Linked DNA regions of Homo sapiens: regions 1 and 3 are each linked to region 2. The links are chromatin contacts, found by Hi-C or POLR2A ChIA-PET in ENCODE. All regions are on one chromosome and are shown on one strand. The core of a region is the stretch at or near the end of the contact, and the rest is flanking DNA. Distances in the headings are between cores, read along the strand shown. Region 1 holds the start of HIBCH (3-hydroxyisobutyryl-CoA hydrolase). Region 2 has its middle 71 kb from the start of GLS. Region 3 overlaps NEMP2 (nuclear envelope integral membrane protein 2).

What was found. A loop is a pair of places that touch in the nucleus more often than their neighbours do. ChIA-PET counts read pairs that join two places held with the same protein, here RNA polymerase II (POLR2A). Pooled maps may share reads with other maps.
Region 1: a map of PC-3 shows a loop between it and region 2 (4-fold over the local background). The contact joins the promoter of HIBCH here to the enhancer-like site in region 2. A Hi-C loop is called at or near these places in 8 of 168 maps with a recorded cell type or tissue (K562, PC-3, Right ventricle myocardium inferior and 5 more) and 16 of 50 pooled maps. POLR2A ChIA-PET finds 5 or more read pairs at or near these places in 4 of 52 experiments (PC-3, activated CD4-positive, alpha-beta T cell, activated T-cell and 1 more).
Region 3: a loop to region 2 is called in a map of PC-9, with 4 times the contacts of the local background. The contact joins two enhancer-like sites. A Hi-C loop is called at or near these places in 16 of 168 maps with a recorded cell type or tissue (Caco-2, Calu3, GM12878 and 12 more), 18 of 37 single-sample maps with no recorded cell type and 18 of 50 pooled maps. POLR2A ChIA-PET finds 5 or more read pairs at or near these places in 1 of 52 experiments (activated T-cell).

Annotation. Positions count from the first base shown.
Region 1 is chr2:190,318,295-190,322,409 of GRCh38, forward strand. HIBCH (3-hydroxyisobutyryl-CoA hydrolase) reads right to left here and starts at 1,532. Exons shown (of 14, transcript NM_014362.4): 1 at 1,422-1,532. The coding sequence starts at 1,456.
Region 2 is chr2:190,807,700-190,811,957 of GRCh38, forward strand. No RefSeq gene overlaps it. Among named protein-coding and RNA genes, the nearest start is that of GLS, 71 kb to the right of the region's middle. Within about 2 kb of position 2,277, at least 3 of the 41 ENCODE cell types and tissues checked have a DNase peak (open chromatin) inside an H3K27ac peak, as active enhancers do.
Region 3 is chr2:190,508,160-190,512,158 of GRCh38, forward strand. It overlaps NEMP2 (nuclear envelope integral membrane protein 2), which reads right to left. Exons shown (of 9, transcript NM_001142645.2): 8 at 2,202-2,378; 9 at 1-1,153. The coding sequence ends at 1,030. Among named protein-coding and RNA genes, the nearest start is that of NEMP2, 25 kb to the right of the region's middle. Within about 2 kb of position 1,764, at least 2 of the 41 ENCODE cell types and tissues checked have a DNase peak (open chromatin) inside an H3K27ac peak, as active enhancers do.

The sequences.
Region 1 (4,115 bases), core at 282-2,781, 490 kb before region 2:
GGAGAGGCGGTGGAGAGTGGCATTAGAAAAGTAGGCCAGTACCGAAGAAGCCAAGGGAGGCCAGAGTTCAAGTGGGGCTGCCCAACACTGTCAACCATGGCCCAAGGCCTTTTTTCCTCTCAGAAACACTTTCCGTGGCACCCTATTCCCTTATACAGTTGTGGGTTAGGGTATTGTGGACTGGACCATCTTGGCCTCTGCTTTCTAGGATAATACCCACTTCAGGGCTGAGTCTGGAAAAGGCATCTCAGATCAAAGCCCCCAAAATGGTCCTGGCCTCACCTACAGAGTACTGCATCTTGGAACGTGGGGTGGAAGAAAGCCAAGCTGAATTGTGGAAATGACAGATCCTTTCCTAAGTCAGCTAACTTTAACAAACATGTCTTTCCAGTTTGTTTCTCTATTTGCTATTTGCTGACAACACTGAAAAAGCGGCAGTAACGATTACGTGTACTGATTTTCTTAGCATTTACTAAATCTCTCCATGAGCTGGTGCAAGGACAACTAATTTTAAGGTATTAAAAAAACAAACAGAAAAGCAACTCTTAAATGTATAACAAAAATTTACTGAGAATTAGGTCTGTGGATACAGTGTTAGACATCTAGACACTTTCCCCTGAAACTATTCTTCTTAAGTCAAGGAAACACCTCCATCCCTTTTCAGGAAACCCAGAAGGCAAACTCTAAGGCTTAAAGAATCCAGTAATTTAAGTCGTCCTTATTTTAAAGAAATAAGGACGGTTCTCCCTTCAAGTGGGCGCAGCTGCTACCTGGTATGACAGTACAGGGCCAGGCAGTGGGCTGTTTAAGGCGCATGCAGCCTAAAGATGATGGCTACCAGATTTCCTAGGCTGAGCTCAAAGCGCAGTGAGGGGTACTTTCAAAAAGTTAAACAATGTTTGCAAACATGCTCCCCCATGCCACGTTAAATGTCCCTCAACACTAGCCTGAAAGTTCCAAATGCCTATACTGACGCTGCAGCCATGCAAGAAAGCTGAATAAAATCACACCACGGGCAGAGAGAGGTGCAGCAACTGGCAAAGCACCTGTGTGTGCTGGCTGCACAAAACATGCCGCACAGTTCCGCTAAGCTAAATCTGTCCGTGTCCCCAGACTGCACCCAACTTTTAAGAAAGGAAAGAAACTGAGGCCAAAAGAATTAAAGTCGTGTGGGGACAAGCCTGAATTAAGAGCCAGAGTGGCAGAAAACCAGAGTGCTGCTGCAAAGAAGATGCTAGAGGGAGAAAGGAAAGACAGGGACGGGGGCTGGGGCTTGGGGAGGGCCAAGGTTGGGGTCTCACAGCGGCGCCTCTGAGCGCGACTCGAAACTTCGAGGCCAGCAGTCTCCACCCCCGGCCCTTTTCCCACTGTGGCGAGTGCCGCTGAAGAGCCTGCCCTTGGCCCCTCGCTCTCTCACTCACCTCGACATGAGCCTCCACATCTCGCGCTGCCCCATCGCCAAACACTCCGAAGCTAAAGCAGCAGAGCGAGAATCTCCCGGACCGTTCCAGCGCCTCGCGTGAGCCCCGCCCACCGCCGTCCTGCGCCGCCGGGCACAGATGACAAGTCCTCCAGGAAGCCAGAGCGACCGTTTCCGCTACGCGACGGGGAAGGGCGGGGCAAGAACGACGCCTGGAGGAAATAGTTGAGGGAGAGGAAGGGATCGGGGACCGGGCCAGGGAGAAGGCGGAGAGCGAGCTGAGGCGGAGCGGGAAGAGGGAGGATAGAACGGACTAGGGCGGATTCGCAGGAAAGGAGATTGCCCTCTAGAGGCTGTCTTAGCCCAAAGCGCAACCTGTTGTCTAGGCTTGGCCTGCCAATTTGACCAGCAGGGACTGATGTGAAAGACTTTTCTGGAATTTTAGTAATTTTTTATTAAAACGTAAACTTAGTATTCTTTGAGACTCAAGTAGAGGAATTACAGTTGATAAAGGACATCGATGTAGTTTATTCATTCCTAACCCAATACAGCCGAATTCCTTTAATATTAGGATTGAGACATTTTCATTTTTCTTGGGAAAAGTTACAGATCTCCCACTCTTCCTCAAAGACACACAAGAGTTGTCTGATTAAGACATAATAGATATGTCTTCCCAACTAAAGTAAAAGTTGCTGTTATCAGTGGAAGCATAATTACATTCAGAAAGTAGCTTACTCTTAAATGAAACCAACATTTAACTCAACTACTAGGATCCACTGTTAAATTGAGGAAAACGTTCCTCCGCTTCCAGATCCACCCAGATGTGTAGCAGAAGACATTTCATCGCCACTATTAAGTATTGACACATTTATCAGAAAGAAGAAATCCGGTGACAAATTTCAGAGAGGACACATGAAAGGAGTTATTCTTAGTACCTTGATATTTAAAGAGATACACTGTTGAGACTTTGATCAAAAATTACGTTGCTAACCTAGGTCAAATGTAATAACCAAATGCCCACTGAGAAGAGGACAGACAACAGACATCACAGAAGGAACTCCTTACCTGCAATTTGGTTTTTAACTGGCTACAGGACATCACCATCTGACATCACCATCATGCCTCATTCACTGCGCACAGAAATGAACCATTCATCTGACCTAGCATGGTTTACTGGAAAAAGCATGGGCTTTCCTGTTAGTCAGACTGAGATTCAAATCTTCCTTGCCGCCCTAGCTTCATGTGTGTGAAACCTGAGTCTCACAAGGCCTCATCGTTAGAAGGGCCCTGTGCTTGTTTTAATGCTGTGCTATTAATAATTTTTGAACAAGGAAACACAAATTTTCATTTTACACTAGGCCTGCAAATTATGTAATCAGTCCTACCCCTAGCACACTAATAGTTTAATGACCTTGAACAAATTATATAGCTTTTCAGAACCTCCATTTTCTCATCTGAAAATGGATGTGCTGATGATTAGAGGTGTTTGTGAAGATCCATTGAAATATAGAAATATGTGCATAAATTACTTAGGACTTCGTAGGTATCAAGACCTGTCAGTTATGCCACACCTTCCACCAAGCTGTCCTTCCTATTCCTAAATTCTCTATTTCTTCTAATGATGCTATCGTCTTCTGGCTTCCCGCTCTAGAAACCTCAGTCCTTTAAAGAAAATTATCTTAACATTCTATTTTGAAGATTTTCAAACATATAGCAAAATTATAAAAATTTAAAGCAAACGCCTATGTGCTCACCACATAGATTCTACCTAGATTTACATTTTATCTTGCTTTATTCCTTATCCCAAATACCTTATTTTTAAATGCATTTCAAAGTTAATTACAAGCATCGTTTTACTTCTCCCAAAATATGGCATGTGTCTTACTACCTAGAGTTAAATATTTGTTTACATATTTTCCCTTTTGAGACAAAATTTACATACAACAAAATGCACAAATCTTAAGTGTACATTCACTGAGTTTGACAAATGTATACACTTGTGTAACCAAAATTCCTTAGATATAAACCATTGTCATCACCCCAAAAAGTTTCCTCTCACGATTTCCCAGACATTCTCTGCCTACCACTGCCTTCCCCACCCCAACCCCCGCCCCAGAAGCAACCACTGTTCTGTCTCGAGAACCACTGTTTGTTTTGAGACAGGGTCTCACTCTATCACCCAGGCTAGAGTACAGTGCCACAGTCATAGCTGACTGCAGCTTCAACCTCCCTGGGCTGAAGCAATCCTCCCACCTCAGCCTCCTGAGTAGATGGGACTACAGGCACATGCCACCACACCCAGCTAATTTTTGTATTTTTTTTTTTTTTGCGAGATAGAGTCTTGCCATGTTACTCAGGCTGGCCTCCAACTCCTGGGCTCAAAAGATCTCCCCGCCTCGATCTCCCAAAGTGCTAGGATTACAGGTGTTAAATACTGCACCCAGTCTGATTTTTCTCTACCATCAATTAGTTTTGCATCTTCTGAAAATTCATATAAAATGGAATCATACAGTGTGCGCTTTTTTTGTATAGCATTTTTCACTTAGCAAAATGTCCATATCGTGTGTATCGGTAGTTTCCTCCATTTTATTACTGAGTAGTATTTCATTATATGAATACCCCATAGTTTACTGATCTGTGCTCCTCCTGATAGATTCCTGGGCTGTTGCCAGTTGGGGCTATTATGAATAAAGCT
Region 2 (4,258 bases), core at 1,027-3,526:
GTAAATCATGATAGTATAATATGATGATGCATCTGATTTAATCAGCCAAGAACATCCTAAAGACAGTATTCCTAGATTTAAATAGAATAGAATGCCTTTCACATGCTGTTTCCTGTCTTTACACTTCCCTTCTCTGCATGATGAAATTTTGCTCATCTTTCAAGAGTCCTCAGGCCTTTGATAGCTGTATGCTTCAGTGAATTAGAAAAGATCATGTATCATCTCCTCTGTGAAACTTGTCTTTTTTCACAATCTGCCTGCATATAATACATAGATAAACAGACACAGACACACACACTGCAGCAGGTCTAAATGGTCCCTGCCTGTTGTTCCAGAGTACTTTGTGCGCATGCTTCTGTTACCACATTAACTCATATGATAGTTTTCACAGATTGAGCTGCTTGAGGACAAGGGTCATGTGTTCATCTTTGGGTTGTACACCACCTTGAATGAATGAAAGGACAAAAGTCTTTATAGAGTCATCACTGCTGCCCATTTCTCTGCCTCACTTGGTTGTAGAAGCCACTTACATCCAAGTTCCAATGACTGGGCTGCGGACAGATGAAGAATAACAGTGTGTGTGTAACAGGGAAAGACAAAGCATGGAGGGAGAAAAGGGAGTAACAAATCAGTAGGAATAGTGTTCCAAGGGATCTATGATGAGCTTCGCCATGCTGTACCTTCTCCCTCCACCCTTAGCCCTCATCTTCCCTAACCCTAAGAGACAAACTGTCTCACAGTTGAGGCGTTGGCTTTGTTCCACTTGTGCATACTGCCCATGGACAGCAGTGATGGTCACAGAGGACTCAAGTGCTGATAATGATGGTTTAGGTGGCAGTGAAGAAAAAAACTATACAATTGTCCGTAAACCAATGCATATTTGTATATGAAGCCTGTCACTTAGGTCCAATTCCAAATACCTGGCCTTTCTGGACATTCTCTTTTACTGGCTTAAAGTAGGTATGAGGGATTTTCCCATGACCATGTTCCAGAAAGAACAGTCACCCCTCCTGGGACCTCCTGAGAGAAGCACCATCAACAGACTACTGCAGCCTCAAAGAGCTACTTCATCTTTAAACTCCTACAGCACTTACTGGCATGGTCTAGTCCTGTTAGATAGTATCTTGATTCATTGTTCCATTTGCATTGGGTCTCCTGATTGGACTGTAAGCCCCCTGAGGTTAAGAGCCATATCTAATGCTTCCCTCCAGAGCTCCTAGGACAACAGAGTAGAGTGAGGGTCTTAGAATAATATATATTCTGACATTGGTTAACTGAAAAACAAATACTCAATTTATTTTTTATATTATTTCATATATGACATTATTTTATATTATTATATCTTTTTTTTCCCATCCATTCTCACATCTTTCATGCCCATTGCCTCTTTTTTCCTATACCCCATTCCTCTTTCACAGGGCATTATCTTCCAAAGAGTCCTAATGACCCAGCTCTGCCACAGCCACCATGGTAAGTGAAGTCCAGTGCAGAACAAGGTAAACAGACACAATCCTGCCCTGGAGAGACTGTCATACTGAGTAGACCCACAGTCAGAGGACACAGAGAGGAGAGGAAGCAATAAACAAAAATTCCATTGAGCTGGTAGGGTCATAAAGTGTGTTGCAACCATACTTCAAACAAGGTCAGCCCAGAACTAACAGAAACTCTATGATTAGCACCATCTCCTTCACTTCCTAATTGCAAACACGAAAGACACATTCCTTCTCTATTTGTGCTCTGGCCTGGTAAGAATGGGAAAGCAACTTAAACCCATTTGAGGTTATAATTGCTTTTTTTTTTATGTTTACAAATCTTATTTTATCAAGTAGTCAGTTGTTCAGGCCGAGAGAGTGTAGGACAAATTTTTCTTTCAGCGTGAACACGTGAAGTACACGTGAGGTCTGTAGGGTATGGAGGAGGCCTCAGGGGATGAATCATGTGGTCTAAGGTCCACAACTAGGAGGTTGTTCAGGGCAAATTGCAGAGTGAGAGAACTGCAGGCAGGAGAAGATTTCAAATATTCCAGTCCCCACTTCAGAAAATGGCATCTCTGTATTTTCAGTGAGTTCAAGCTGAAAACCTTGCACTTTTGATTTATCTCTCCTGTCACATCCCCATTTAATCTAATGGCACATCTTGCTGGTTTGGGGGAAAATTCTTCCAAAATATATCTAGTATCTCCAGTTTCCACCACTCTAGTGCCACCCAGGTAATCTATGCCAGCCCCCAGTCCCATTAGAACTTCTGCAGTAGCCTCTACCTTGGTCTCTCTGCCACCCCCTTCCACCTCCACATAGCAGCCAAAATGATGTTGGCAAAGCATGAGTCATGTATCATTTAAGGTAATAGTAGCTACTGTAACAAGGAAATCCCCACATTTGAATAATACACATTTTGTGTTCCATTTTTTATTGCTCAGGGAATAGTTCATGTGGGGACTCCTTGTCAATGCCAGGCTGGGAGAGGGAGAGCCCAGTCATCTTAATACATGGAATCAACACCCAGCTGGTAGAAGGGCGGAGAGAACATGAAGCAGGCATATCTGCTCCTTCAATACCTCTGCCCAAAAGTCACCCATAAATCACTTCTGCTCTCCTTCCAATGGCCAGAATTCATCTATGACATCTCTAGATGCAAGGAAGTGCGCTGGCTGGGCAGCTGCTTCCCTACAACAACTTCACAGCTTCACAACTCCACAATTCTATAACTCTACAACTCCAAAATTCCACAACTCTACAACTCTTTAGTGACAGCTGCCATCTGTTCAAATGTGAGGTGGGTCTTATCGCTCGCCTGCTTACCACTGTCCAAGAGCTTCCCATCTAACTAAATAAAAAATTAAAATCCCAGCACTTTGGGGGGCTGAGGCGGGAGAATTGCTTGAGCCCAGGAGTTTGAGACCAGCCTGGGCAACACAGGGAGACCACCCCCTAACACAAAAGTTAGTCGGGTGTGGTGGCATGCATTTGTAGTCCCAGCTACTTGGGAGACTGAAGTGGGAGAAATGCTTGAGCCCAGGAAGTCAAGGCTGCAGTGAGCTGTGATTGTCACTGCATTCCGCCTGGGTGACACAGTGCAACCCTCTCAAAAAAGAAAGAAAAAGAGAGAAAGGAAAGGAAAGGAAAGGAAAGGAAAGGAAAGGAAAGGAAAGGAAAGGAAAGGCAAAAGGCAAAAGGAATGGCAAAAGGCAAAAGGAAAGGAAAAGAAGAAAAGAGATCCAAAATCCGAAGCCTCCGGACCTCATACCACCCTCCTGGGCTCATTGTGCTCCAGCCTCTCTCACCCTTTTTCTGATCCTTGCTTATTCCCACCTCAGCAGTTGCTGTTTTCTCTGCCTTGAATATTCTTTCACCAGATCCCTTTTCATCAGGTAAGTAGATAGAAAATGGGACCCAGGAATTTGCACTTTAACAGGCACCCAGTGACCCTGGTGCCGACGGTCAGTGGTCTATACTTTGAGAAGCACTGGTACAGTGGTTAAGAATGTGGACTATGGGATCAGAGGGCTTGGGTTCAAATATTATGAACCCAAAGACTTGCCGAATCTCTAACTTTGGGTACTTTATTTGCCCTCTCTAATGCTCGATTTCCTCACCCATGAAATAGAGATAACAACAGAAATCACTTGGTTGCCGTAAGTAAACAGAAACTTGGTTGTTGCAAGAAACAAAAACATGGTTGCTGTAAGCAAAATGAGGTCAAATCAAGATACCAGGTCTGACACATAGTAAGTGGTACAAAGGAGTGCCTACAGATGCATCATGCAGCTTTAGAAAAAGTAGGGTGGAACTGGACAAAAGAAGATTTGAGCAAGTGAATCTTAAATGAGAAAGTGATGTGACTCCTGTGCTTCCTGGGGCTAAGGGATGCCACCATAGAGTCCTAAGGAGTGGAGGGGTATGTCGGATGGTTTGAGATGCCTGTGTCACAGTCACTCTGAGCAATGATGAAAGAAGGTTAGATCTGGGAAAGGGGGCCCTACCAGGAGCTTGTTTCACTAGGCCAGATGGAAGAAGATTCAGTTGTATGAATTGAACAGAGAGATGAGTTAGAGGGAGAAGAAAGCAGCAAGAAGCAGCAAAAGAAGGTTAACAACATGAAAACAGACCAAGGGAAAAGATTGAAGGGAAATGTGTGTTGTCTCAGGATGGGCAGGACCTACTGCAATGGAAGGGCACTAATTCCTAGATTATACCCAAGAATGCCAGTAGATACCAGAAAGTGGTAAAATAGCAAATGAAGTCATAGAAGCCAGAGT
Region 3 (3,999 bases), core at 514-3,013, 300 kb before region 2:
AGTGCCTTCAATTTCAAAATACAAAAAAAGTAATCATAGTATCTAATCCTTACGTATGTATATAAAAATCTTACGTATGTATAAAAAACTTTAAAATGTCTTCAGAAACATTTCCCTTTATCACAGTTAAATAGCAAGTTGGCCATTATTGAAAAATAAAAAGTAAAGCCACCAACATTGTGAGGCCCATGGCTGTAGGGAGATGGCTCCTAAGCTTGCACCTGAAGATCTTGTCTACCTGAGTCAAAGGATACATCAGGGCTGGATTTCTACCAGTGCTGCATCTCAGTGTGGTCTTGCACAAGTTATTTAACCTCTCATGAGCTCAGTTCCACCACCATTAGCATTTTCCAAACGTGTTCCAAGGAATATTAATCTCATGAAAAAGAGTTCTGTGGTCAAATTAAGCAAGAAACTGCAGCACACAATTTCTCCCCTTTGGGAGATTCACAGTGCACACGAGCATTATGAATGCCTCTGAGAGATACTGAAATACATTAGTTTAACTTTATATCAATCTTAGTTGACCTCAGAATACCTTTATTGACCAACACTTGGTAGTAGCCTGTGAGCTGTACTTTGGAAAACACTGGTCCAGCATGTCTCAGGTCTCTTTAAGGACTTATACTGACGAACTATAGGAAGAGTATTGCAGAGTCTTCTGACACAGGTTCAGGGGATTAAGACCAGATTTAGTGCCCTGGTGTCGACAAAGCACCTGTTCATGCTTACTAGCCCCTTAAGAACAACGCCATTCCCCTGTTCCTAATGAAAGCCTTCATTCAAGGTAAGTGGTAGTGGCTGTCACAGAATTTTGGTATCCACCTACAGTACAATAAGTAGCAGAAGTCACCAAGAATGCTAAGTTATCTTCAAAATGGGTTGGTTTCCCTTTCCAGACTGACTTGTTTTTCTCCACAGCAAATGTTTTTGCCACCGTTCACTAGAACAGTTCTGCCTAACTTTAATAGAATCCCTGCCCTTTGCCCACTTCCTTGTCCAGAATGAAGTCAACTTGAAGGTCGCATGTCAGGCAGTACTCGGGTTAAAGAGCTGCTCTTCCAAGAAGGCACCCCCAAGGCCATACTGCTCTTCATGCAGACTGATTTCTTCAGGTGACAAGTGGCTTCCTCCAAGAACAAAGTCTGCAAATCTAACAAGTTTTTTGTTTTAAATAAAGTTAATGTTATCTCAGGAAGGTTTATTTGAAAGATAACATGTTCCCTTGCTATTTATCCCCTTTAATTAAATTTGACTTTGCATCAATACAGGGTGGCATTTACACAGTGGGTGTAAAAATGGGAATGGCTTATGTGATCCCTCTAAAAACAGCTATTCATGGAAAGGGCAGAGAATTAGGGCAGATATATAAGCACTAAGTAAGCCAAATGTACTCACTCCTGTTTTCTAATTCCTTCTTGTCTCTATTTTTTATTAGTTTGAATTTATTATTATTCATTATTTTGTTTCAAATACTTCCCCCTTCCATCTTTAATTTGAGGGCACTGTTATTTGGATAAAGTTATGAGGAAGAGAAAGCAATAAGGAAAAATTTTGGGACAGACGTCTTTCTTAGTGAACTTTAAAAATGATTTTCCAGCTGGGTGCGGTGGCTCATGCCTGTAATCCCAGCACTTTGGGAGGCCAAGGCAGGCAGATCACGAGGTCAGGAGTTAGAGACCAGCCTGACCAACATGGTGAAACCCCATCTCTACTGAAAATACAAAAATTAGCCGGGCATGGTGGCGCCCGCGCCTTGTAATCCCAGCTACTCAAGTGGCTGAGGCAGGAGAATTGCTTGAACCTGGCAGGCGGAGGTTGCAATGAGCTGAGATTGCACCATTGCACTCCAGCCTGGGTGACAGAGCAAGACTCCATCTAAAACAAAACAAAACAAAAAAGATTTTCCCCACCAATAGGGTGAGAAGCAGGTCACACATCCTATTCCACCTTCCCTTCGCATAGGGAAGTTATCTTTATAGCCTTCCCTATAAAACATCAGATAAATATTTATTCTGACATCAGCAGTTCTACTGTGCAAAGTCACAGTACTGAGAAAAGGGACCTCTGACAACTTCCACATCATCTGTTATCCAGGGAAACAGTCTATTTCTACCCTGAAGTGCCTGTACCAAACCATCATATTATTTTTTAAATCATTCTGAACTAAACTATGGTCCGAGCAGCAGAGCGGGACTTACTTGCTAGGAGTGTGGAGTCTGGAGACGACCAGCCATGAGGGAAAGTCGGGTTTTCGGCAGGCCCGGCGTAGCTCCTCCAGAGCACTGTTCGTTTCAGCATCAGCTTGCTCCCTGTACTCGTCTTCCGTAAGATATTTCACCACCAGCTCTTTTGATGTAAACCACTGCTCCATTTTCCTAAAACATGGCATGTGGTTGCAGGATTACTTCCTAATTCAATCCTTAAGATTTACAAAAATAGGCCAGGCTCGGTGGCTCACGCCTGTAATCCAGCATTTTGGGAGGCCTGGGGAGGCGGATCACGAGGTCAGGAGATTGAGACGGTCCTGGCTAACAAGGTGAAACACTGTCTCTACTAAAAATATAAAAAATTAGCTGAGCATGGTGGTGGTCGCCTGTAGTCCCAGCTACTTGGGAGGCTGAGGCAGGAGAATGGCGTGAACCTGGGAGGCAGAGGTTGCAGTAAGCCGAGATCGCGCCACTGCACTCCAGCCTGGGCGACAGAGGGAGACTCCGTCTCAAAAAAAAAAAAAAAAGATTTACAAAAATACATTTCTTAGATGGTAACAGTAATAATACTTCTTAACTTCCTCTATATCATATCTATACTTTTTTATTGCTGTTATCATGACTGAGGTATAGAGAACATGTAGTTTGGGCCTAATAGTGTATTTCCCCATTTCCTGGACTATCATAAATAATGTCCTAAGGTATTTGAGAATCAATTTCTGATACAGATGTTAATTGTATTTTTCTTCCTCGGTGATTTCTAATCACAGAGGCAATTAAAAGCTTGTTTTGTTTTGTTTTTTTATGCTTGGCCTGTTGATTTTCTTGGGCACTAATAGAAGCAAGCTTTTGAGATGTCCTTTTATGCAGACCCTCTAGAACACTGACCATTTACTCTCCACACCAAGAACCTGGGAGGATTTGTGGGATATCACTTCCACCTAGTGGTGGTGATTCTAATCCTAGAGAGAAAGAGCAAATATTGTACAAAATTTATAGTAATTTTTCCTGTATTACATGACGAGTGGATCATGATTAGAACTTTCTTTTTCCAACCAAGAAAATCCTAAATCTCATAAAATGTAGGAATCTAAAAATTTAGGAATCTAAGACTCTCATAAAAATAGTAACAATAATAAGGTTTTTAAAACATTTGTTTTATTTATTTTTTAAATTAAATTTAATTTTTTTTTTTTTTTTTTTGAGCCAGAGTCTCGCTCTGTTGCCCAGGCTGGAGTGCCGTGGCACAATCTCAGCTCACTGCAATGTCCACCTCTGGGATTCAAGCAATTCTCCTGCCTCACCCTCCTGAGTAGCTGGGATTACAGACGCACGCCACCACGCCCGGCTAATTTGTGTATTTTTTAGTAGAGATGGGGTTTCACCATGTTGGTCAGGCTGGTCTCAAACTCTTGACCTCATGATCCATCCACCTCAGCCTCCCAAACTGCTGGGATTACAGGCATGAGCCACTGCGCCCGGCCTAAAACATTTGTTTTATTTATAATGAGTTTTTAAAAATATTTTGAGGTGGTTTTAAATTTAACCAGAGATTTTGAAATATAAATGAGCATCAGAATTATTAGGATATATTTATATAATATATATTTAAGTATATATATATTTTTTCTTGAGGGTTAGGATTGATAAATCTATTATCTTTTAAAGATCTTATAGTTGATGAGCTAGATCAAGGAAACAGTGATATAATCTCCTTCTGCTTTTCTGAATACCTGTGCATGGTTTCCCTGAAGGAAAAACCCTGGATGCTAAGCCAGAAGACCTGGAC